3 separate regions of the Homo sapiens genome follow, and regions 2 and 3 are each linked to region 1. A link is a loop called in an ENCODE intact Hi-C map of the cell type or tissue named here. Cell type or tissue: endothelial cell of umbilical vein. All regions are shown on one strand.

Region 1 (8,000 bases):
GGCTTGTAATCAGCGTGACAGGCTGGGGTGGAGGGTGGACCCCGAGTCTTCAGCCTGGGTTTCCGGGAAGGGTCCCTGTAGAGACTAGTCTGCTGTCTTTCCCAATGACCTTGTCAGATGCAAAGCACAATGACTTTAACTTAGTAGGGGAAGTGGCTGCCCAGAGATAGGAGCAAGAAGTGAGGGTAAAGTGGCGATGGTGGGGAGAAACTCGGCTCAGAGCTCGGGAAAGGGGAGGGTGGAAATCGCACCAAGATCTCTCCCCACCTTGATCCTGCGCGACCCTCGGCCAGTGTAAGGCGAGTAGCGGGCCAAGGAGGCTGTTTGTGATGGAGGAGCCACGGGTGGGGGCGTCAGAAAGTAGGGGGATCATTCCAGGTGGGGAGACCACTGACCGAAAACGGGCCACAGGACAGGGGGCGCGGCGGGCAGTGTCGGGGTTGGGGTCGGGGGGCAACGGAGGCGGAAGTCCATTCAGTGGACCAGGGCGGAGCGACGCCTGAGAATTCCGCCCAGGCCTTGAGGCGGGCCTCGCCTCCCGCAGCCAAAGCAGAACATTGCGAATTAGAGCATTTTGCGGTCAATTTTCCACTGCTTAAGAAACACTAAGCTATCCACGTGAGCGTCCCCCCGCCCCCGGCCCGATGCGCCTGGAATCCCAGGGGACGGGCTTGGGAGGGGTGGTGGCCCTGGGAACGGCGGGTGTCGGGGTTCGGGCGGGGGCAGCCTCGTGGCCCCTTTATGGCGGCCCGGACTCAGGAGAGGGGGCGGGCCCGGCACCCAGCGGCGGGCCGCGAGAGCTGCGCGGAGGGCCATTGGTTTGCTAATGCCCTCGAGTTGAAAGGCGCGGGCGGCGGTTTATAGGGAAGGATTGTAATTAGAGGACAAATTGCCCCGCTGCCCCGCAGCTCGAGAACGCGGGGAGGGGGAGGCCCGCCGGGGCGCGACGCGCGCCAGGCCTCTGTGCAGATGTGCAGCAGCTGGAAGTCCGCGCCTGGCGGGGCGCCCGGAGTTTGGCCCCGAGGGGGCGGGGGCGGGCGCGGGCGCCGCTTTGTGGGGCCCGCACAATGCCCTTAACACTCGGCTGCCCCTTTTGTGCCCGGCCGCGCCGCCCGCCCGCCCCGCGGTGCCTTTATACCGCGCCGCCACCGCCCCAAGCTCGGAGCGAGTCGCATGGAGGACGCCCCGGCCCGGCCGGTCCTGGCGCTTCAAAGCTGCCCGGCGCGTGCCAGCGCCCGCCGCCTGGTCTCGGCCCCCGCCGCCCTCCCAGGCCCGGGTCGGCCCGGATCTGGCCCGCGGGCCCTGCGGTCCGGGCTGGACAGAGCCCCAGAGCTGCTGTTGCCGCTGCCTCGGCCTGAAAGGGGGAGGGCGTGGCGCGATTCTCCACGCTGCTTGGCGCCTGGGAACGCCGCTATCCTGGGAAGGGTAGGCGGGGGCGGGCTGGGGGGAGATGCCCTGGCTTGATAGAGCTGGGGGGCGCACCCCACCCTGAGTCCCTACACAGAAGCCGGTTTGTTCATTCCTCTGCCACAGGGCTCAGCTGCAGAATTTTTGCGACTTCCCTGTCACCCTCAGAAGCAATGGGGGCTGCATTGTTCAGAATATAATTTTACAAGCCCCAAAAACTAAAGCCATGAGGGCCCATGGGAGGTGTCTAGGTTTGAACCCAGGGACTTCCTGGAGGTCAGCCTTCCTGTCCATCACAGCAGCTACAGTTCAGCCTCCTGGAGTCCAACCAGGGGGATGGCCCCAGAGCCTTGCTGTAGGCCTAGCCCATCCTGGGGCAAGTGCTCCAGGCGCCTCCTCCACTGGGTCCGCCGTAGTCTGAATCATAGATTGGGGTGCGGGCCCTGGATCTCTCGAAGTGTGGCCTGGAGCTCTTCCCAGAATGTCAGTGGTCTCCTGCCACCACCACCTGTGCGTGGAGCTGAGAGCAGGCTCATGGGAGTAGACTTCTAGTGCTTCTCCATGGGGACAGGGTCTACCACCAAAGCCACCCAGCCTGGAAGCCCAGGGCTGTAAGGAAGGGAGAGGCAGCCGTGTTCACCCCACCTGCCTCCTGTGGGAAGTCCGCGTTGGATCCTAGCAGTGTCAGAGAACACAGGACCCAGGCTGCACCCTCACCAGGACCCCTCCCAATCCCAAGGCCCCAGCAAGGATGAGGCTGGCTGTGGCCCCGCGGGTGGGCTGCATGCTTTAATGGGACACAGGCTGCTGCATGGCCCCCGCGGGCTCAGCTTGTGCCTGGCTTTGAGCAGCCACAGGCAGAAAATTGCTGCATTGTCCCGACATTAGGGCAACTAATGCGGCGTTGCGGGTATAACCAGAGCATGAAGTGCATAAAGAGGCGTCGCCTTGGCATCTTCATCAGTCCCGAGGGAGCCCAGAGCCCTGTCATAGTCAGTGAGGCAGCCTGTGGCCAGCTGGCCCATGTACCTCCCCAGTAGGTGACCCCTGGAATGCTTGCACTCCAGGGTATCAAGGACTTGGCAAGTGGGACTGGAGAACTTACGGGGATTGGGACAGGATGGGCATGGAGGGGGTGGGCATGGCAGGGGTCCTCAGACTGGGGAAGTGGTGGAGGCCAGAGAGATAAGGAAAAGACAGATAAAGGGGAGGGGGGGGTCCCTCGGGAGACAGGGGGGGTCCTGAAGGTGAGAGGAAGCCTAGGCTATGGGAGGGGGCTGAGGGAAGGAGGTGGGGAGCTTCCCAGTGCGTCCTCCCTCGGTCCCCTCCTCCTCAAGGTTTCTAGAGTCCAGAGGGCCTCATTGACATGTAAACGAGGGTCCCTATAAAGGCGGCGCTGCCTCGCACTGGTGCATGGACTGCAACATGGGCACGGAGCCTGCTGCCCGGGGCAGCCTCCCCGGCAACTTCCGAAAGGTCTGGGGTCTTGAGGGACTAGGGGCAGGCACCCTTCCCCGGGAGGTGTGGGGGGGTGCCGAGGGCAGGAGGGTGGCAGTCCTGCACTCTAAAGGCTGTTCATCTGCAGATTTCCAAGCCGCTGATGGAGAAAAAGCGCCGGGCACGCATCAATGTGTCACTGGAGCAGCTCAAGTCGCTGCTGGAGAAACACTACTCGCACCAGGTGAGACTCAGGCGGGGTGGGGGTGGGTGGGTGATACGATCCCAACCTCCCTCTCTCCACCTCGGGAGGCCGGTCTAATAGACCTTTCCATGGTCGGGTAGATCCGGAAGCGCAAATTGGAGAAGGCCGACATCCTGGAGTTGAGCGTGAAGTACATGAGAAGCCTTCAGAACTCCTTGCAAGGTATAGGGGAGGGCTGGAGGGAGGAGGGGGAGGCTTGTGGGATCAGAGCCAGGGATGCACAAGGCCAAATAAAGAGGGATACCTCAAGGACCGCTTGACCCCGGGCTTTTGAGACCAGCCTGGGCAACATGGCAAGACAGCAAATATAAAGAGGACAACTCGGAGGCAGGTGCAGTTGGTGAGGAGGGGGCCCCAGCTCGCTAGGGGGCGAGGGAGGAGCAGTAAAGCCCGGGCTGGCTGTGCGATTGCAATCTGGGTGGTAGGTCTGGACCCCGGGGGAGACGTTCGGGTCGTCTGACCTCCGCCCTCCTCTTCCCTTCCTCAACACGCTTCCTCCCTCCTTTCCCCTCCACCTCCACTCCCCTCTCCTCCCTCCCTTCCTCCCCTCCCCTCCCTCCCCCTTCCCCTCCTCTCCCTCCCCCTCCCCTTCCCCTTCCCTCTCTTCCCCTCCCTGTTTCTCGCGTCCGCTCTTCCCCACAGGGCTCTGGCCTGTGCCCAGGGGAGCCGAGCAACCGTCGGGCTTCCGCAGCTGCCTGCCCGGCGTGAGCCAGCTCCTTCGGCGCGGAGATGAGGTCGGCAGCGGCCTGCGCTGCCCCCTGGTGCCCGAGAGCGCCGCCGGCAGCACCATGGACAGCGCCGGGTTGGGCCAGGAGGCGCCCGCGCTGTTCCGCCCTTGCACCCCTGCCGTCTGGGCTCCTGCTCCGGCCGCCGGCGGCCCGCGGTCCCCACCACCCCTGCTCCTCCTCCCCGAAAGTCTCCCTGGCTCGTCCGCCAGCGTCCCCCCGCCGCAGCCAGCGTCGAGTCGCTGCGCCGAGAGTCCCGGGCTGGGCCTGCGCGTGTGGCGGCCCTGGGGAAGCCCCGGGGATGACCTGAACTGAAGGCGCTCCCTATTTGGTCTCGCGACACAGGGACTATTTTCAGCACGCCCACAGTGACTGCCAGGACCCCCCAGTCGTCCGTTCTGGTCGTGGGGCGGGGGTGGCTTGGAGAGGGCCGCGCACCCCGCAAGCGCAGGGAAATACCCCCAGCCCTGCCGGACTGGGTCTGCGCGTCTGGGCATAATCCACCCCCACTCTAGCTCCACCTACACACGCCGGACCGCTCGCTCTCCGCCCATCCTCCGGAGGGGCTGGGAGGGGGTGTCCTGGGCTGCGCCCCTTTCCCAGGGACCCCTGGCGGGCAACCCGCCCGCCCCCACCCCCGCCCGGTTGCCGCGCAGCGGTGGGAATGTCGCAGTTGGCAACAGCGCAGAGCTGACCCCTCGCAGCGAGGAGAATCGCTGCCCCGCCCCGGACCATTCAGCGGACCGCGGGCGCCCGGTTCCCACCGGCACAAAGCGCGCCTGGCCCCGCCCCGCCGGCAAGGGGCCCCCAGCCTCCCCCAACCCGGGATCCTCTTGACTTCCAAGGACCTCCTTCGCAAGCGGTGCTGCCCACCGGGCTGGCGCATTCCCCGAGGCCCACCCTTCTCAGAAGCCCCGCCCCTAAGATGCACCGCCCCAACCGGACGCCCCGCCCACGCGGTTCCTGGAAGGGACCCATTGCTTGGTGGCACCAGCTTGAAGGCTGCAAAAGTGAACCCGGTGCCTCTCGTGGGAGAGGGGAACGCCTTCCGCTCGACAAAGACCCTGGCCCACATTCCAAGCCCGGACCCCGTAGACCCCGCAGCTCCAGATCCCTAGGGCTGCCGGAGAATCCAATCCCTGGACGGCTCTCGGAGCGCGCTGCGCCACTTTATTGGTCCATAATGAGGTCACTGCTGCGCACGGACTTCGGTGGTGGGAGGCTCTCAAGTCAGATTTTCTTCCCCTGGGCTTCTGGCCCAGGAGTCCGGGCCAGCGAGGGGCAGCTTGGGTTGTGGGGTCAGAGATCCTGGCACCCTCTCCCGACACCTTGTAATTCAGAATAAAGCCAGCGCGAATCTGCGAAGTCGGTATCAAGAGGACACCAGAGGTCTAATGTCTCCCACCCCTGCGATGCCTAGTTAGGTGCATCTTTTGTAACCACAAATACCAACTTTCTACAGAAGCTCTTCTCTTTTTGGGCGGCCCTGACCTGCAGGGCACTAAACCCGTCCTGGTCCAAACGCGTGGAGAAGGACCCACGGTCCTTCAAAAACCCAGCTCCACTGTCGCACCTAATGGGCTCGCTGGAGCTGGGGCGAGGGTGGGAGTCCCGGCTGTCGCCGTCCAGGGTGGCCTCTCCGGTCTGCTTCCCGCGGTGTGGGGTGGGGTAGAGGCCAGGACAAATCCCTCTGCAGTCCACCAGGTGGCGGTGTTGCACTGCAGACCCAAAGGTCCTTCCTCCAAACTCCAGGGCGGGCGCGCGGGGGGACAGGGGCTCGACAAGTCCCAAGCAGCTTAGGCCCAGCTCCTATTGCCCTGCCCTGTTCTGTCTCTTCAGTCAAGCTCACGGTGACTAGCAGCCCCAGGTGCCAACCCTGGGGCAGGGGTTGCCACCTGGGCTAATAGGGCCTTTCCTCCACTGGTGGGCTGTGGAGCCCACCCCACTGCTTCATCCTGTTGCTACTCCAGGACCATCTCACTCCTCACTCGCTGGTGGGACCTGAGCATTTGTCTGAAGACAGAGAGCAAGTCCAACCCCCCAAAAATGTCACACTACCAGAAGAACTCAGGTTCCAGAGGAAGACATTAAGGGCAGCTGGCCAGCCCTGCTGTGGGGTTGTAGAAGGGTTTTCTACGAAACCAGCCTTGGAATGCCAGGTGCAAATCATAAGGAAGTTTTTATTGGGTCCTGTACAGAAGAGAAATGCTCCGTTGTCAAAAAACTACAAAGGGATCCCTGGCTCTGGGTGTGCTATGAAGACAACTCCCTCCCCAGTGAGCCCAGGGAACAGGCTGGATGCTGGACAAAGTTTGGGAGGGAGCTCCAGGCCCAGGGTCCTCCACTTGGGGTCTCCCCCTTTATGTTTGTAAAAACCGCAGGATTGGAGTATTTAGAGGACTCTGTCCCCCTGCAAGTATTGCCGTTGGATATGAAACACACAGAGCAAAACCCCAAGGTGACAAATGAGTGAAAACCTAAGGTGACAAGTGGACAGACGCCCCCCAGATGGAGGAGACACTGGCTAGCTGGCGACCTCTGCCCCTACGTAACTTGTCAGTCCTTGAAGGCACAGCAGCATTGGCCAGAGATGGCCCCTCCCGCGGCCAGGGCTGGATTGCAGTTCCCTGCCTTGCTCACCTGTGGCCACAGCTCATACCCCCAGTTACCCCACAGCCAGGGACTGGAGGGGCCTCTGAAGCACAGACAGGCTTAGGCAGCCTCCCACCCCCACCCCAGCAGCTTCTTCTGGGAGTGGGACCCTATCTGAAGGATGAAGAGATGGGCTTGGCCACCTGAGGGCCAGAAGGAACTGGGCACAGGCAGGCTCTATGCTCACCTTGGAATTACCCCAGGTCTTCATATTGTGGGGCCACTGTGTAGGGGTAGGGGTCTGGAGGAGACAGCCTTCTCATCTACCCTATTTCACTAGCTCAAGGTTATAGCTGTTCCTGGTTCTCCTTAGCCTGGGAAGACCCAGGGCCCATGGCAATGCCCAGGCCTGTAAGGGGTCTGCCCAGGATGGAAGGCAAAGAAATACATTGCTCCCAGGGGTTGGACGCCTGCCCGGGACCAGGCCTTGAGCTGAGAACCTGGAAGCCCCTGCCAGGATCCCTTCCTGGCCAGGCCTGCACGGGTGGGGAGTGAGGCTGGGGATGACGCAGGGACACGGAAGGCCAGGCCCTGCTGCCCTCGTGCTCTCCGCTTGCACCTGCCAGCGTCATGGTGGGAGCCATGGAGGGAGATGATGTGGTGGGGACAGGCAACGACGGCAGAGTAATGAGGGTGGGGACACTAATGGTGGTCAAGGTGGCTCAGGTGCCATTGGTGGTGGTCCACAGTGTTGTGCTTAGCTGGGGTGGAGTGTGGGTTCCCAAGGGGGCAGGGGGCACTGAGAGTGGGAGGCCTCAGGCCTAGGGAGCCACACCAGGCCACATGCTGAAAACGGACCTCCACAAAGGCCGCAGAGGGCTCTAGACTACCTCTCACACCTGGGCCACTCAGTGGCGAGGGCCTACAACCAAGAGACTTCAAACAGCCCTGAGAGTTAACGTGGTCACCTGCTCATCACAGATGGGGAAACTGAGGCAGGACAGGTCGGAAGCAGGGAAACCTGATCAAAGCTTGTTCGGGCTCTGAACACCCCTGTGCTTAGAGACCCTCTGTACCCTCCCCCCCCCCGAAGGGTGTGGCGGTTATGGTGCAGTGTGGGTGGAAAGCCCCTGGGGAGGCCAATGGCTCCAGCTCAGCCTCTCCAAAGCGGGGCTTTGTCCGATCCCGCAGTGGCCCTGTCTCAGGTTCCCTGCTCCCGACGTCCTGTTGCGCAGGGCTGGTGATGGCGCAGCTGGACGTGTGCACATGTCACTCACTACCCAAGCCCAAGCTTGGGATGTCACTCAGCTCCCCAGGCCCGACCTCACTCGGCCCGGGACATGCGGTGCCCAGCGCAGTCGTCCGGGGCAGCCGTCGCCCCTGGGACAAGGCCAGCTGGGAGGAGCCGGAAGACAAACGCTGAGGCCAACGCCCCCTCACCCCTGGGAGGGGTGGCGCATGTCTGCGCGCGGGGCGGAGGCGGGCGTCTTTGGTGCTGCGGCCCCGGAGAGCGGCCTGGCCTGCCTGGCGTCCGTGGGGAGGCGCCGGCGGTCCTAGGACGCGGAGCCCAGCGA
Region 2 (8,000 bases), 99 kb after region 1:
CGCCACCATGCCCGGCTAATTTTTTTGTATTTTTAGTAGAGACGGGGTTTCTCCATGTTAGCCAGAATGGTCTCAATCTCCTGACCTCGTGATCCGCCCGCCTCGGCCTCCCAAAGTGCTGGGATTACAGGCATGAGCCACCGCGCCCGGCCTAGCACCGCGCATTCCTAAACACAAAAGCACAGGGATGTAGAGGAGCCCTGCAGAGTCCAGCCCAAAGCAACTGCTGCAGGCGATTCCCCAAGTGATGGGATCACCAGCTGCTTCTTCCTTTCTTCTGATTTTCTCACAATAGGCATGCATTATTTGCTTAATATAAAGTGAACAAATGCATACATACCCATTATGGAAAATTTGGGAAATACAGAAAAGTAGAAAGAAGGGGAACGTCACTCCTCCCATTCAAAGATAACCATGGTTACTATTTTGGGATCTGTCTTTCCAGGCTTTTTTCCCAAGAATCGGGGTGGGTTTTGTTGTCTCACTTGTTCGTCTGCCTGGCTCGTTTCACAGTTTTAGTCTAATATAGCTGTGCAAAAACTAAGTATACACCCTCACCTTCTGATTCTTTTTCATTCAACGTAGGAAAAATAATCTGCCTGTGTTGTGACACATTCTTTGCAATCACTATTCTTCTTTAGGCCGGGCGCGGTGGCTCATGACTATAATTCCAGAACTTTGGGAGGCCGAGGTGGGCGGATCACATGAGGCCAGGAGTTCGAGACCAGCCTGGCCAACATGGTGAAACTCCATCTCTACTAAAAATACAAAAGTTACCCGGGCGTGGCGGTGCACATCTGTAATCCCAGCTACTCAGGAGACTGAGGTATGAGAATCAGGTGAACTCGGGACGGGGAGGTTGCAGTGAGCTGAGATTGCGCCACTGCACTCCAGCCTGGGTGACAGAGCAAGACTCCATCTCAAAAACAACAACAACAACAAAACACTAAATACACTCTCACCTTGATTCTTTTTCATTCAGTATGGGAAAAATAATCTGCCCGTGTTGTGACATGGCTCTTTGCAATCACTATTCTTTTTTTTTTGAGATGGAGTCTCACTCTGTTGCCCAGACTGGAATGCAGTGGTGCAATCTCGGTTCACTGCAACCTCCGCCTCCAGGATTCAGGCAATTCTCCTGCCTCAGCCTCCTGAGTAGCTGGGATTACAGATGTGCACCACCACGCCTGGCTAATTTCTGTATTTTTAGTAAAGACGGGGTTTTACCATGTTGGCCTCAAACTCTTGACTTCAGATGATCCGCCTGCCTCATCCTCCCAAAGTGCTGGGATTACAGGCGTGAGCCACCGTGCCCGGCCCAACTATTCTTTTTAAAAATTTAAAAGTGGCCAGGTGTGGTGGCTCACGCCTGTAATCCCAGCACTTCGGGAGGCCAAGGCGGGTGGATCACACGGTCAGGAGATCGAGACCATCCTGGCTAACATGGTGAAACCCCGTCTCTACTAAAAATACAAAAAATTAGCCGGGTGTGGTGGTGGGTGCCTGTAGTCCCAGTTACTCGGGAGGCTGAGGCAGGAGAATGGCGTGAACCCGGGAGGCGGAGCTTGCAGTGAGCCAAGATCGCACCACTGCGCTCCAGCCTGGGCGACAGAGCGAGACTCCGTCTCAAAAAAAAAAATTTTTTTCAATGTTATTTATCCTTCAAATAGGCGACCCATTCTCATGATTCAAAATGTAAAAGGAACAAAAAAGCCTATGGTGCTGGGTCTACCTCTGGCCACCTCGTCTCCTGTCACACAGGACCCCTTGGCAGCTGGGTCCCATGTGTCAGATCGGACTCCGCATCTACAACCACATGGTGGGGCTCCCAGATGGTGGACATGGACAGGTGGTGCTGCACCCTGCTTTTCTCTCTTCATCTACCCTGGGGATCATCCTCTGTAGCTTTGGGTCTTAGTTCGTTGGGCTGCCAGAACAAAATGCCATAGCCTGGGCAGCTTAGACACAACAGAAATTTATTTCTCACAGTCCTGGAGGGGGGAAGTCTCCAGGGACTTGGGTCATTCCAAGATCAGGGACGGGCAGATTCCATGCCTGGTAAGGGCCGGCTTCCTGGTTCACAGACAGTGCTTCTCGTGTGTCCTCACGTGGTGGCCGGGGCAAATGAGCTCCCTCGGGACCCTTTCATGAAGACATTGATCTCATTCATGAAGCCCCACCCCCATACCCTCGTCACCTCCCAAAGGCCCCACCCCCTAATACCATCACCCTGGGGGTGAGAATTTCAACACATGAGAGACACGAACACTCAGACGGTGGCTGTGTCTGAAAGACTTCCTTATCCTTTCCAGTGACTTCCTTTTCATAGCACTCCAATGTAAAATTATTATCATTTATAGAGACAGGACCTTGCTGTGTTGCCCAGGCAGGAATGCAATGGCTATTCACAGGCACAATCATGCTCACTGCAGCCTCAAACTCCTCCTGGGCTCAAGCGATCCTCCAGCCTCAGCCTCCTGAGTAGCTGCGACTACAGGCACATGCAACCACACCTAACTTTTTTTTAGAAAATTACTTTCAATTGCTAGCCAGGTGGAATTGAACATTCTTCTTCTGTTAGAGATGTGGGGCACCCCCAGTTGATTCTCATTACAAACAATGCTGTGATGGGCACCCTTTCACTTAAACCGTTTTCTGCATTTGGGATTATTTTCTGGGCCCAAGGACAAATACTTTTATATATGGTCCTAAGTGTTTCTCGGAACAGCAGTGACTGGCCTGGCCTTTGCCACCTCACGGCATCCTGACCAACACTCAGAATTGACTTATTTCTCATCTTTGCTGAATAAATGACACAAAAGATGACCTTGTGTTTGAGCCATGGGGAATGTGAGTCTCCATTTCCCAGAGGACTGCCATGACTTTCTACTGCAACAATCACTTCCTTAGGACATTGACAGCATGACACTGAGGAGCCCTCAGGCTTCCCAGGGCGGGCAGGGAGCAGGTGAGGGAGGGGCCTGGGCCAGCTCCGACATCACTGGCCCAGGTGATCTTCACAGCACCCCGACAAGGGGTGCCACATTAGGCAAGCGTCCCAGAGCACACAGAGTATGTGGCAGTCACTTCAAGCCCTGGTGTGTGCGTCTGTGCTCTCCCACCTACCGCCTGCCGCCCCCAAAGCACCGACATGCAGCTCACCCACCTACATGAGGACTCACTGAGGTGGGGTTAACATGCAAGCTCCGGGGCCCACCCCAAACCCAGCACCTGCTTCTTTGGAGGTAGGCTGGGAGCCTCTGTCTGAGCCCTTTCCCAGGTGACTCTCCTGCACACAGGCGCAGGGACTCTGTGACTGCATCTGGGGCTGGGCAAGAAAAGTTCTAGAGCTGGCAAGGGTGGCCCGATGCTTCCCCATTCTGGTTTGCACGGGCTTGTCCCCCAGCAAACCCTGCCCTACTCACAACAGGTCACAGTAAAGCGATGCCTGGAACTGTCTCTTTCACCCCCAAGTCAATGTATGTGGCTATGGCGCCACCCATTGGCCAAAGGCTGTTAGGGCAGGGCTGCACAGAGCCAGGCAAGAATTAGGCACCGCCTCTGGGCAGGGCAATGCCCATCTTGGAAGGAGCCAAGCACTGTCTGCAAGACCTAAAAGTGGAATGAAGCCAAGTGTGTGTTGTTTGAGGGTGATTAAGTACATTACGGTATGCTATGCTGACACAGATCAAACAGACCTATGGGCGCATGCTTTTCCGGGGCAGAGGCCTTCCACCTCCCTGCTCTGCAGCTGGTTTCTGGCAGCATCTGTGGGGCCTCTCAGTGCTGGGTGTACAGAGGGGTGTGGGTCAGAGAAGCCTGGGTTCTAGCTGGGGGGACGGACGAGAAGTAAATGGGGCCACGCCACGATGGGGACAGCCCAACGATGTTAAGGCAGGGTGTGACTTCAGATGAGAGGCATCTGAGCTGAGGCCTAAAAGACCAGGTGTTAGGCAGGAGGAGGTAGGGGGAGCGTTGGTACCACAGGGAGAGGAAAGAGCAGCAGGAGTGGGGAGGTGGTGGGGAGCCACCAGAACACAGGGACGCAGTGGGAGACATGGACAAAGGTCCAAAGAGGCAGGCTGCCAGGCCTTGCAGGCCAGGATGTGAGGGGCAGGTCCAAGGGTCGCTCAGAGGAGGCACAAAAGCAGGTTCACTCAAAGAGTGACTTGAGGCAGGAGGAAGGCAGAGCGCACCTCTCTGTGCTGTCCCTCGGGACACCCCTCACACAGAACCATCCAGTAGCCTTCCCCACAGTGCCACGGGGACACCTGGTGATGGCTTCAAGCCTGTCCTTCATAGGGCAGAAGGCCACTGATGACCCTTGAGCTTGGTTCTCTCCCAGCTTAACATACTAAAGAAAAAAGTAGGGCCGGGCGCAGTGGCTCACGCCTGTAATCCCAGCACTTTAGGAGGCCGAGGCAGGTGGATCACAAGGTCAGGAGTTCGAGGCCAGCGTGGCCAACAGAGTGAAACCCTGTCTCTACTAAAAATACAAAAACTAGCCGGGTGTGGTGGCACATGCCTGTAGTCACAGCTACTCGGGAGGCTGAGGCAGGAGAATCACTTGAACCCAGGAGGCAGAGGTTGCAGTGAGCTGAGACCGCACCATTGCACCCCAGCCTGGGCGACAGAGCAAGACTCTGTCTCAAAAAAAAAAAAAAAAAAAAAAAAAAAGAAAAGAAGAAGAAAAGTAATGTCTCCCAGGCATCCACACAGGAGTCTTGCCACGGTCCCATTTCACTATCAGGAGACCCTGTGGGAGGATTTTGTTTTACTATCTGGCAGCCTGGGAGGCTGCAGAGGTGGCTCTGTGTGTCTGATGGGTACAGATGGCAGGAGCCGGGACCCAGGACGGCTCTGATTTGCTGGTGGGCGGCTGCTTCCCAGGAGCGGGCAGGGCTCTGGACCAGGCCCAGGGAGTCCCTGAAGGCCAGTGTGATCCAAAACTTCAATACATGGACTGACAAGTATTTGCGTTCCATGGGAAGATCTCCCAGCAGCCAGTGCCTCGGATGAGCCCCACACCTCCTGCTTCCAGGACTGCAGGAGCAGGAAAAGCCCCACCCTGCCCTGGGACAGAGACACGAGCTCCTGATCAGCACCTGCCCGGAAGTGCCCTCTGCCACGCTCTCAAAAGCAACTGGTATCACACGGCCCGTGAGGCACAGGCATCCCAGCAAACCACAGGCACTGGGTTCCTCATGGCCACAGGGCTTCCAGCCAGGACAGCAGCTGCAGAGGCAGAGCCTAAAAGAACAGCTCTGGGCCCTGGGTTCAAATCCTAGCTCTACTGCTTACTAGCTCTGTGACCTTGTGCAGCGACACAACCTCTCCACGTCTCAGTCTCTGTAAACACAGATAATAAATGGTCCCAACAGGCTGCTGCAGAGATTCGAGGGGATAACGAATGGGAAGAACTCGGTGCTTAGGAAACGCCCAGGAGAGGCAGGGATAGCTGTCTCTCTCTGACATGCGGGGATAAGGCAATTGACAAACGTCAAGTGCGTGGACCATGCCCGGCATCCAGTGAGGGCCCAGAGAGGGTGCGGTCTCATCACCATGCCCAGCCCCGGCCGTCTTCTGGCTGACGGCAGCTCTGAGGATGCAGCTGTCTGGAAAGCCACCTAACTGTTCTAGGCCTCAGTTTCCCCACTTGTAAAACAGGGTTAAGAACAGTGCCTGTCTCAGCAGGTGGCTGGGAAGACTACACAGGGAGAGGAAGGGTGAGCCCCAGCGTGGCCGCGGGCTCATCGTAAGCGCTTACTCGGTGGACGCTCTCCATGACGGTTGACGGTGCCAGGCCCGAGCTCCCAGCATTCATCAGATGATGCCTAAGCACGCTCTATGCTCAGTCTGGAGAAACCAAGGGCAGAAGTCCTGCCTGCCCTCGTGGGGCTACCACTCTGTACAAGCACAGCAGGTCAGGAGTGGAGCAGCAGCTGGAAGCAGAGAGGGAGCCAGGCCATCAGGGGCATGGCCGGACGCTGTGTTTTGTTTTTGTAGAAACAGGGTCTCACTCTGTCATCCAGGCTGGAGAGCAGTGATGTGATCTCAACTCACTGCAGCCTCAACCTTCCTGGGCTCAGGTGATCCTGCTGCCTCAGCCTCCCAAGAAGCTGAGACTACAGGCACAGGCCACCACACCTGGCTAATTTTTGTAGTTTTTGTAGAGACAAAGTTTCATCATGTTGCCCAGGCTGGCCTCAAACTCCTGAGCTCAAGTGACCTGTCCATCTTAGCTTCCCAAAGTGCTGGGATTCCAACATTTTTATGTAGAGCCTAGAAGAGGAGAGGGCAGGGCCCTGTGGATATCTGGGGAAAGCCAGTGCAAAGGCCCAAGGCAGGAATGCACCCAGCAAGTCCGAGAAGAAGCAGAAAAGCCAATGTGGCCAGAGGGAGAGTTGAGAAAGAGATGTAGGAGGTGAGGTCCCCGAGCCGCGCTAGGCAGAGACAGGGACTCGTGCGGACGTGCCTTTGGCTTTGGGCGAAACAGGAGATCTGGAGGGCTCTGAGCAGGCAGCACTGTGCCCTGACTCCACATCTCCCTGGCTACTGCTGGAGAACAAACCAGGCAGCAGGGACCAGCAGGGTGACCTGCCAGGAGGCTGCTGCAGTGATCAGGTGATCGGGTGATCGGAAGAGCAGCACCATTGGACCCAAAGTGGGGGTGGGCCTGGGGGTTGTGCTCAGATCTGGACTTCCTGGAAGGTAGAGCAGTGGGATCTGCTCCCAGAGCCTCATGAGTTTGGGAGGGAGAGAGGCTGACAGAGGCTCCAGGCTTTGAGCCTGAGCACCGGGGTGCTGCAGAGACCATTTACTGAGGGGAGGGAGGCTGGGAGAAGCAAGCCTGGGGCAAGGACAGGAGTGTCGTTTTTTTGCACATCAAGGCCAAGCAGGCCAAGTAGGCATCCAGATGGGCTGGCCAAGAGGCCCCAGCCAGAGACAGAACCTTGGGACTTCCAGCCACAGACTGGAAGGCACCACCAGGGGAGTGTGGATGCGGGGGTCCCCTGCCCCACCTAGGGCCCCAGCAAAGCCCTTCTAGGCACTGGGACTGTTCTCACCCCCACGCCCTGGGGCTGCCTGGAACTCAGAGACCCCCTCCTAAGCCTAGAATTTCTGGATCACCATCCTGGGGACCAGCCTCCCAGAGGCTTCTCCAAGCCAATGTGTCAAAACTGTCCCTCCAGCAGCCCCAGATCCGGAGAAGGAGCAAGGAGGGGCAAGTGTTCAAAGCACAGGTTCGAGGTATAGTCACAGCCCAGACCTACCATCTGCCTCCCCAGGTGGCCTCAAGCAAGTGTTCAATCTCTCTGTACCTCAGTTTCCTTATCTATGCAACTGGGATAATAAAAATAACAACAGCAGCTGGGCGCAGTGGCTCACGCCTGTAATCCCAGCACTTTGTGAGGCCGACGTGGGCAGATCACTTGAAGTCAGGAGTTCGAGATCAGCCTGGCCAACACGGTGAAACCCCATCTCTACTAAAAATACAAAAAAATTAGCCAGGTGTGGTTGTACACACCTGTAATCCCAGCTGCTCGGGAAGCTGAGGCAGGAGAATCGCTTGAACCTGGGAGGCAGACATTGCAGTGAGCCGGGATCGCACCATTGTACTCTAGCCTGGGTGACAGAGTGAGACTCTGTCTCAGAAAAAAAAAAACAAGACAAGAACAGCTGCCTCTCCGGGGTGTTGTGAGGATTCCATGAGCTAAACTTTAGCTCCTGAAGCATTCTGGAGCTTTGCAGAATGTCAAGTGCTGACCAAATGGCAGCAAAATAATTCCACGATTCTGAGTGACAGCATCACCCTCTGGCCTCCCAAGCCCCTCCTTCATCTTTCCTCCCCATCTTGGGGACTTTTCCTTCCCTGTGTCCATGCTCTCCTGCCAGGGACCCTCACTGTCTCTCTCTGGAAGGGTGCAACAGGAACTTGGGACTTGGCCCTCACCCCTGCCCCAGGCTCTCAGGCTCAGGCCCACCCTCCCCACAGCCAC
Region 3 (8,000 bases), 190 kb after region 1:
CTAATGAGGCCAGGGGCTTTGTCTTCCCGGCTCTGTATGCCCAGAGCCTGACTCCAGTAAACGTCTGCTGAATGAGTGGGGTATGGAATCCCAGGGACTTGTCCACTCTGCCTATAGCTCATTGCATGTGACCCTAGACAAAACTCCCCTCTGAGCATTCCCAAGCCTGTCTGGCAAGTGGACCTAACCTGCCCTACCAGCCTGAGGCCATGAGTGAAGAGAGATCCCCTACTCCTGGCCTGGATGTCCCTTCTCATATTTATTCATTCAACAAAAAGCAACTGGGTGCACCCAACTGCCCGGCCCGTCATCACGTCAGCCATACATTCTTCTATCCATGTGTGTATGGGTCTGAGGAATAGGAGAACAAGATAATTCAGGAGTGACAAGTGCTGTGTAGTGAAATGAGCAGTTTGGTAGGAAGCGATGGGGATGGTTCTTGAAATTGAGGGGTCAGGGAAGCCAGGTGTCTTTGAGGAGAGGAGAGCTGAGACCCTAATGAAAAGAGGGTGGGCCTCGCAGCCCTGCCTTGATGGAACTGGCAGTGATGCGGGGAGGTGTAGAGGCCTCAGGTGGGGTCAAATGTGGCCTAATTAGGGGCCAGGAGGAAGACCTGGGAGGCTGGGAGAGTTGCAGGCAACTGTAGGCTTCTGGAACTATTCCATGCTAGCTGACGGCCTGGGGTGTAGAACCTTTCTCAAATCAGGGCTGCATTTCTTCCCTGGGCCAGGCCTACTCGGGAATCTTTTAACATAGGCCGGGAAGTTTGACTGGAGGACACCGAGAGCCATAGAGCCACCATAGGCTCGGTGAATTTCAATTCAAAGCAGTCACAGGCCGCAGCTGGACTGATCCTCGGATGGAGAGCCTCTTCCTGGCCTCCCTCTGGGGAGGCATGACTGGCAGTGGGGAGGGCTGCGGGAATCATTCTTCAGCCCGGGTCTGGCCCCATGGGCAGCTCACTCCCTGCGGCGGCGCTGGCAGTCAGCTGGCACCAGTCTCCGCCGGAGATTCCCACAGCCCACACGGGCGACCCATGTTTCTTTTGTGTAATCAGAGGTGACTTGATGAATAGTTACAGTTCATCCATAGCATCTTTGTTCCCAGGAGAAAGAAAACAAATCATGATTTATATGATCATCGCCAGGGCGCCTCTGACCTACAAAGAGGGTTTGGGTCAAAGCCGGGGCAAAGGGCAAGGGCTTGGTCTGGGAGCACTTTTCTGCAGCTGTCACTGTGGTCGGGGCTAGAGCTGGCAGGGGTCTGGGAGTCAGAGGTCTCCCCAAAGACCCATCCTCTCCCCTCTAGGTAGTGTTCCCCACAACAGAAATGGTGCCCAGCCTGGCCCATACTTGGCAGGACCTGGACACTCCAGGCCAGCCATAGACCCTCCTGGTGGCTGGTCCTCCCAGGTACAGGGAAGGATCCTAAAGTTCAGCAATGGCTGTGCACCAGGCACCAGGCCTGTGCTCAGGGCTCTGCCAGCACTTCTCAGGCACTCCGCATGAGGTCAGGATGACAACTGTTGTCCCCATTTCATGGATGGGTTTGGGAAGACAAAGAGACAAGAAGCAAGACTGTGGCACAGCTCAAAGGCACGGGACTTGAGCCAGGTCCTCCTTATAGCGAAGCCGGGGCCCTCCCTGCAGGTCCTCCTGCCGGGGCTGTGCCCCAGCAGCTGGCAAAGAGTGTTCCTGAGTTCCCAGCAGTGAGGTCTGCGGGAGAAGGGCAGTGGTCTGTGCGGTGGGAGGGAGGGAGGCAGAGGGACAGACCAACCAAGAGCAGAAGGGGTGTAGACGTGGCACATTTGGAGTCAGAAGCAGGCTCTGCATGAGACGCAGCCTCAAATTGGGGCTCTGCCTCTTTCTCACAGAGTGATCTTAGCTCTCTGTGCCTCAGTTTCCTCATCTGTACCAGGAGAACAATGCTAACACCTGTCCTGTGGGGTTACAAGGACCAGCTGAGAGAACGTGTGTGTTGTACTCATCACAGTGCTTGAGACAGAGTAATCATTCAGTAAATGGTGGCTGCTATCACTATTATTATTTACTATTATTACTTTTATTAATTCCTCTCTCCAGTGATGGGAATTTTTTCTTATTTATTTATTTATTTATTTATTTATTTATTTATTTTAGAGGCAGGATCTTGCTCTGACACCCGGGCTGGAGTACAGTGGTATGATCATAGTTCCCTGCAGCCTCAACTTCCTGGACTCAAGTGATCCTACCTCCTCAGCCTCCTGAGCGGCTGGGACTACAGGTGTGCACCAACACACCTGGCTCATTTTTGTATTGTTTGTAGAGAATGGCGGTCTCTCTATGTTGCCCAGGCTGGTCTCGAACTCCTAGGCTCAGGCAGTCCTCCTGCTTTGGCCTCCGAAGGTGCTTGGATTCCAGGTGTGTGATGAGAATTTCATTTTGGTCCTTATGCTCATCCATATCTTTGTAATACTCCCCAGTGACTGTGAGAGTGCCCATTGTTCTTCTTGTCCTCAGGCCAAGGTGGAGGGGGATGTTGAGCCGGGATCCCCTCCCCCGCAGCCCAACAGCATATCTGCCCCATGTTCTGGGGTATTCCAAGGGGATGTTGAGCCAGGATCCCCTCCCCCTCAGCCCATCAGCATATCTGTCCCATGTTCTGGGGTATTCCAAGCTGGAGGCTCTGACTCCATAATGGGGCGTGTGAGTGCAGATGGTGGAATACTAACGAGAATGGTGATGAGCTCCAGCACTTACTGAGGGCTCATTCCGTGCCAGGAACTTGGGCTGGGAATGCCAGCCAGCGGCCCTGCAGGAGGCTGTGGGTACCACTGCCCCCTGCTGCTCAGATCCTGCTTGGTGCCAGCTTCTCAGACCTTCTCCGGCTGGCTGGGCACCCCTGGGTCATGGATCTCTGCCAAGTGGGGGGTGCTGGGAGAGCAGAGCTCACCGCAGGTCTGGCCCCCCCACCAGCTGTGCAGACCGCCGTGGGCCTCTACAGATAGAACCCAGTGGGCCCCCACCAGCCCCTGATCCCCAAGACCCCGGCACTCACTGTGCCTTGGTTACGGGGTGAATAATTTAGGCCGCTGAGTGTCAGTCATGAAATATTCAACAGCCTGTTCCTGACGCAGCAGCATGTGAGTGTGCGTGGGGGTGACGCTGGCGCTGGGGTGTGGAGGCTGGCAGCCACGAGCCAGCATGTTTCTGAAGATAGATACGTAGCTGTGTCTTCTGTCTCCCTCATCTATGTCGACGGGACCCCCTCTGGATCACCAGGCATGGTGCCTGCTCCCCGCACCATCGTGAAGTGCCGGGCTCAGCATCAGCCCCAGCAAATGGCAGCCCTGTGTCTAGGGAGTGGGGAGGGAGGAGAAATCAGTGAGTGGAGGTCCATGGGGGCTGCAGACAGCCTTGGGGTCTCAGGAGTCAGGGAAGTAGACAGAGAACCAGGGCTTTAGGGACAGGGAGATGCCAGCTGGGAGGGTCTCAGGATGTGTGTGAGAGGGAGGGAGAGGGCACACGTGACAGGGGTCAGAAGAGGGGCTAAGTCGTGTTGGGAACAAGAGGGTGGGTGGGCAAAGGGGGGTAGCCTGGTGCCCATTGATGGGCAGGCAACAAGCGGATGGGCAGTTGGATGGGTGAGCGAGGGATGAATGCGGGGTGGAGCATGTGGTTGATCTAGGGGGTGAAACACTGGGGGAGGTAGATGGGCAGGATGTGAAGTCCTGTGAAGAATTGGCCTCCTAAGCACAAAAGGTGAATTGGAACCCAATAGGTCGCGGCCCCCAACCTGGAGCTTCTCCTGGGTCTGGGGATAGATTGTGGCTCCACCTAGTGTCCTTCGGTGGTAACTGCACCCTGGCTGTTCACCTGGACACACCAGGCCAGCCATAGACCCTCCTGGTGGCTGGTCCTCCCAGGCACAAGGAAGGATCCTAAAGTTCAGCAATGGCTGTGCGCCAGGCACCAGGCCTGTGCTCAGGGCTCTGCAAGCACTTCTCAGGCACTCTGCACAAGGTCAGGATGACAACTGTTGTCCCCATTTCATGGATGGGTTTGGGAAGACAAAGAGACAAGAAGCAAGACTGTGGCACAGCTCAAAGGCCCCCCTCTGGGCTGGGAGAGCAAGGATAAGGGACAGTGACAGCCGAAAGCTAGGCCCTAGGAGAAGCCCCTGAGACACATTCCAGCTCTTCAGTCCCTGCATGCCCATATTGCCGGCCAGGCCCTGCATGCACAGACAGATGGGTGTTCAAATGCCACTTACCAGCTGTGTGACCGAGGAGAGAGCTGAGTCTGTGCCTCTGTTGTGGGACTATGGGTGATGGCACAGAGTCCCAGCCCCACCTGTGAGCCTCCTCAGCTGCAGCTGCACCATTGACTGAATTCTGATTCTGGCAGGTCCCCTGCTAGGTGCCTTACCGGTGTAATCTCAGTTGATGGTCATAGTAATAGTTGATGGCCGGGTGCGGTGGCTCACACCTGTAATCCCAGCACTTTGGGAAGCTGAAACAGGCGGATCACTTGAGCTCAGGAGTCCGAGACTAGCCTGGCCAAGATGGCAAAACTGGGTTTCTACTAAAAATACAAAAATTAGCCAGGCGTGGTGGCACATGCCTGTAGTCCCAGCTGCTTGGGAGGCTGAGGCAGGAGAATGGCTTGAACCCAGGAGGCAGAGGTTGCAGTGAGCTGAGATTGCGCCATTGCATTCCAGCCTGGATGACAGAGCAAGACTCCGTCTCAAAAATAAAAATAAAAAAGAAGAACCTGCTTGCTAGTGCCGTAGCCCAGAGCTAGCACAGCAGAAGCATTCAGTACATAGTGGACATCCTGAGGGCTGCCAGATTAACAAAAACAGCAACAACCAAACCCAGGACGTTTGACTAGCTTTGAATCTCAGATAAACAAGCTGTACTTTAGTATAAGTATGTCCCATGCAATATTTGGGATATAGAATACTAAAGCATTATCCGTTTATCAGAAATTCAGATTGAATTGTGTGAACTGCCTTTTGTCTGGCAACCCTTACCACCCTGCCCTCTGGGAACTCAGTCTTCTGGGGGAGGCAAAGGTCAAAATCAGTTATGGTCAACCAAGCATGACAGGTCATGCTCAAGTGGCCCTGGGCAGTGTGGGGCGGAGGCCAGCAAGGGGGAAATAAATCAGGGTGGCCCTCATGGAGGAGGGATGGGTACTGAGTCTTCAAGAGGGAGGAGAAGGACATTCCAGATGGAGGGGGCACACAATGAAAGGGATAGAGGTCAGACACAGCAGGTGTGGGGATTCATGGTGACAGTGGGTGAGAGGGGAGAAGAGGCCAGCTCACCACATCTTTGTAGACCTCGGTTAAAAAGTGGGACTGAGCCTGGGTGCGGTGGCTCTGTAATCCCAGCACTTTGGGAGGCTGAGATGGGCGGATCACGAGGTCAGGAGTTCGAGACCAGCCTGGTCAACATGGTGAAACCCTGTCCCTACTAAAAATACAAAAAATTAGCGGGGCGTGGTGGCACATGCCTGTAATCCCAGCTACTCAGGAGGCTGAGGCAGAAGAATCGCTTGAACCCGGGAGGCAGAGGTTGCAGTGAGCCAAGATCGAGCCACTGCACTCCAGCCTGGGCGACAGAGCTAGACTTCTTCTCAAAAAAAAAAGTAGGACTGAGGGCAGGGCAGTGCTGGGTGGGACGCCCTCAGGGACCTCTGAGGGAGGGTGGCTCAGGACTCAGTCCAGGGGGAGCCCCCCGGGCAGCAGCGGGCCGGTGACAGGGCCCTTTCCCACCCACTCTCCCTGCCGTCCAGGGCTCCCCGGGACGGGATGGGGGCGGGTAAGAAGGCCTCGGAGGGGGTGAGGCGCTGAAAGCCCACGGTGGGCGCTGTGTCTCCGCAGGGGAGTGAATGCCCAAACCAAGAACGGTGCCACGCCCCTGTACCTGGCGTGCCAGGAGGGCCACCTGGAGGTGACCCAGTACCTGGTGCAGGAATGCGGCGCAGACCCGCACGCGCGCGCCCACGACGGCATGACCCCGCTGCACGCCGCGGCGCAGATGGGCCACAGCCCAGTCATCGTGTGGTTGGTGAGCTCCGGGCCCGGGCGGGGAGCAGGGGAGGCGGGGCGGAGCCGGCAGGGCGGGGAGTGGAGGGAGCGGGGCCATCAGGGGTGGGGCGGGGGGGCGGGGGCGGGCCACGGAGGTACAGGGGGCGGGCCTACAGGGGCCTGGCGCCCAGCCCCCGCCCCCCTCTCCCCGCCCGTCCCGCCCAGGTGAGCTGCACCGACGTGAGCCTGTCCGAGCAGGACAAAGACGGCGCCACCGCCATGCACTTCGCGGCGAGCCGCGGCCACACCAAGGTGCTCAGCTGGCTGCTGCTGCACGGCGGGGAGATCTCGGCTGACCTGTGGGGCGGGACCCCGCTGCACGACGCCGCCGAGAACGGGGAGCTAGAGGTCAGCGCGGGCCCGGGGTGGGGGCGCGCGCCCTCTGCTGGCACCGCGCTTTCAGCACGGCCCTGCCCGGGCGCGGGGGTCCCAGCTCGCGGCCGCGGCCGGGTCCTCACTGCGTGCCCCCGCAGTGCTGCCAGATCCTGGTAGTGAACGGCGCGGAGCTGGACGTCCGCGACCGCGACGGGTACACGGCCGCCGACCTGTCGGACTTCAACGGCCACAGCCACTGCACCCGCTACCTGCGCACGGTGGAGAACCTGGTACGATCCCTGAGCTGCTCCTGTCGCATTCTTTCTTCTCGCCCCTCCACCCCAGTGGTGGGTGTCGTCACCCCTTTTACCAAGGAGGAAGCTGAGGTTCAGGGACGTGAAGCCCGCTACCCCACACGACCTCTCAGCCCAGAACCACTGCCTACTGGGGACTGAGGGAGTAGAGGCACAAAGGTCAACGGAAAGAGGACAGGGAAGACCAGAGTCACCCCAAGGGGTAAGGCTGGAGAAATCACAAGACAGGACCCACTGGGAATAGGCAGGCTCATTCACCTACCCATAGACATTAGCTTGGGTATAACTCACAGCCACCCTCTGCAGAAAAGAGTGTTTAAGTGTCCCGTTCCACATATGGATAAAGTGAGTCTGCGGGGCACCAAGATGGCATCACCAGTAACTGTTAGAGTGGAGAACCTACCTTGATGGCCTGGCCAGGAGGCACCTCTCAGCCCCTGCACCATACATTTGCTGACTTCATGGCTGGGTCATAACTGGAAACCCACGCTACTCTTTTTAAATTATGTTATTATGGTGAGACAGCCATGAAGTGACCCAATGGGACTTGAACTCAGCTGTGGATGTCTCCAAGTGCAGGGCTCTGCACCATCTGGTACAATGCCTGCTATGAGGCAATAGGCAGGGAAGAGAGTGGGCCTCGCAGTCAACCCGAAAAGGATGCGGACCAACTCCATGGGGCAGCCTGGCCATGGAGGGGCTGTGCAATGAGGCCCGGAGGGAAGAAGGCAGATGGTCTGTGCCCTGAGCACCGTCTGTCCATCTGCCCTCCCCCCCCCAGCACAGGGGGATGGTCCTGGCTCTGGGGGCTGCAGAACACAGCAAGGCCCAGAGGCCAGAGGCTGCAGGGGGGCCTGAGGATGAACTTCCCCCCGCGAAAGAGTCTCTGGAAGAGAATGAATGGCCCAGCAGGTAGTGAGCACTCTGTCACTAGGGTATATAAGCTGGGATGGACACTGGGAAGGGCATTTCTGCATCAATGGTGGGTCCCCTTCAGTTAAGAGTGTCTGTGACTCTGTTGAGGGACCGTGGGGGGTGGCACCAGAGCCCAGGGCACCTGAGGGCCTCTCTGGATGCAGCTGCTAGCGGTCATAGGACAGCAAACACTATTCATTGGATTCTGACTTAGGCAGGCACCCTGCCGAGTGCCTTAAAGGTGTAATCTCCGTTACTCTTCACAGTACATTAAAAAAATAGTTGGCCGGGTGCAGTGGCTCATGCCTGTAATCCCAGCACTTTGGGAGGCAAAGGCAGGCAGATCACGAGGTCAGTAGATCGAGACCATCCTGGCCAACA

Evidence for each region. Peaks named below come from ENCODE experiments on the same cell type or tissue, not always from the same donor. Only the 100,000 strongest peaks of a DNase experiment are listed, where the experiment ranks them.
Region 2: it touches region 1 in a loop (22-fold over the local background); 106 of 110 quality-filtered maps call a loop at or near these places.
Region 3: it touches region 1 in a loop (10-fold over the local background); 38 of 110 quality-filtered maps call a loop at or near these places.

The regions. Positions count from the first base shown.
Region 1 is chr1:6,241,359-6,249,358 of GRCh38, forward strand. It overlaps HES3 (hes family bHLH transcription factor 3), which reads left to right and starts at 2,821. Exons shown (of 4, transcript NM_001024598.4): 1 at 2,821-2,883; 2 at 2,993-3,088; 3 at 3,190-3,271; 4 at 3,752-4,220. The coding sequence starts at 3,008. The coding sequence ends at 4,149. GPR153 (G protein-coupled receptor 153) reads right to left here. Exons shown (of 6, transcript NM_207370.4): 6 at 5,995-8,000. The coding sequence ends at 7,980. RefSeq lists an enhancer at 2,959-3,516 and silencers at 3,753-4,104, 3,948-4,107, 4,258-4,397, 4,518-4,817, 7,914-7,983. In endothelial cell of umbilical vein, CTCF peaks have their summits at 3,880 (motif pointing left) and 5,521 (motif pointing right); DNase peaks (open chromatin) are centred at 3,883 and 5,543; H3K4me3 peaks cover 380 bases; H3K27me3 peaks cover 2,679 bases.
Region 2 is chr1:6,340,114-6,348,113 of GRCh38, forward strand. All of the region lies in intron 2 of ACOT7 (acyl-CoA thioesterase 7), which reads right to left. Among named protein-coding and RNA genes, the nearest start is that of ACOT7, 50 kb to the right of the region's middle. RefSeq lists an enhancer at 1-453 and a silencer at 3,376-3,670. In endothelial cell of umbilical vein, CTCF peaks have their summits at 3,503 (motif pointing left) and 7,997 (motif pointing right); a DNase peak (open chromatin) is centred at 3,498; H3K27ac peaks cover 289 bases.
Region 3 is chr1:6,434,386-6,442,385 of GRCh38, forward strand. It overlaps ESPN (espin), which reads left to right. Exons shown (of 13, transcript NM_031475.3): 3 at 5,869-6,055; 4 at 6,241-6,423; 5 at 6,549-6,680. Among named protein-coding and RNA genes, the nearest start is that of MIR4252, 8.5 kb to the left of the region's middle. RefSeq lists enhancers at 5,292-5,805, 7,034-7,535, 7,536-8,000 and a silencer at 6,044-6,153. In endothelial cell of umbilical vein, CTCF peaks have their summits at 2,867 (motif pointing left), 3,824 (motif pointing left) and 6,489 (motif pointing left); a DNase peak (open chromatin) is centred at 3,826; H3K27me3 peaks cover 240 bases.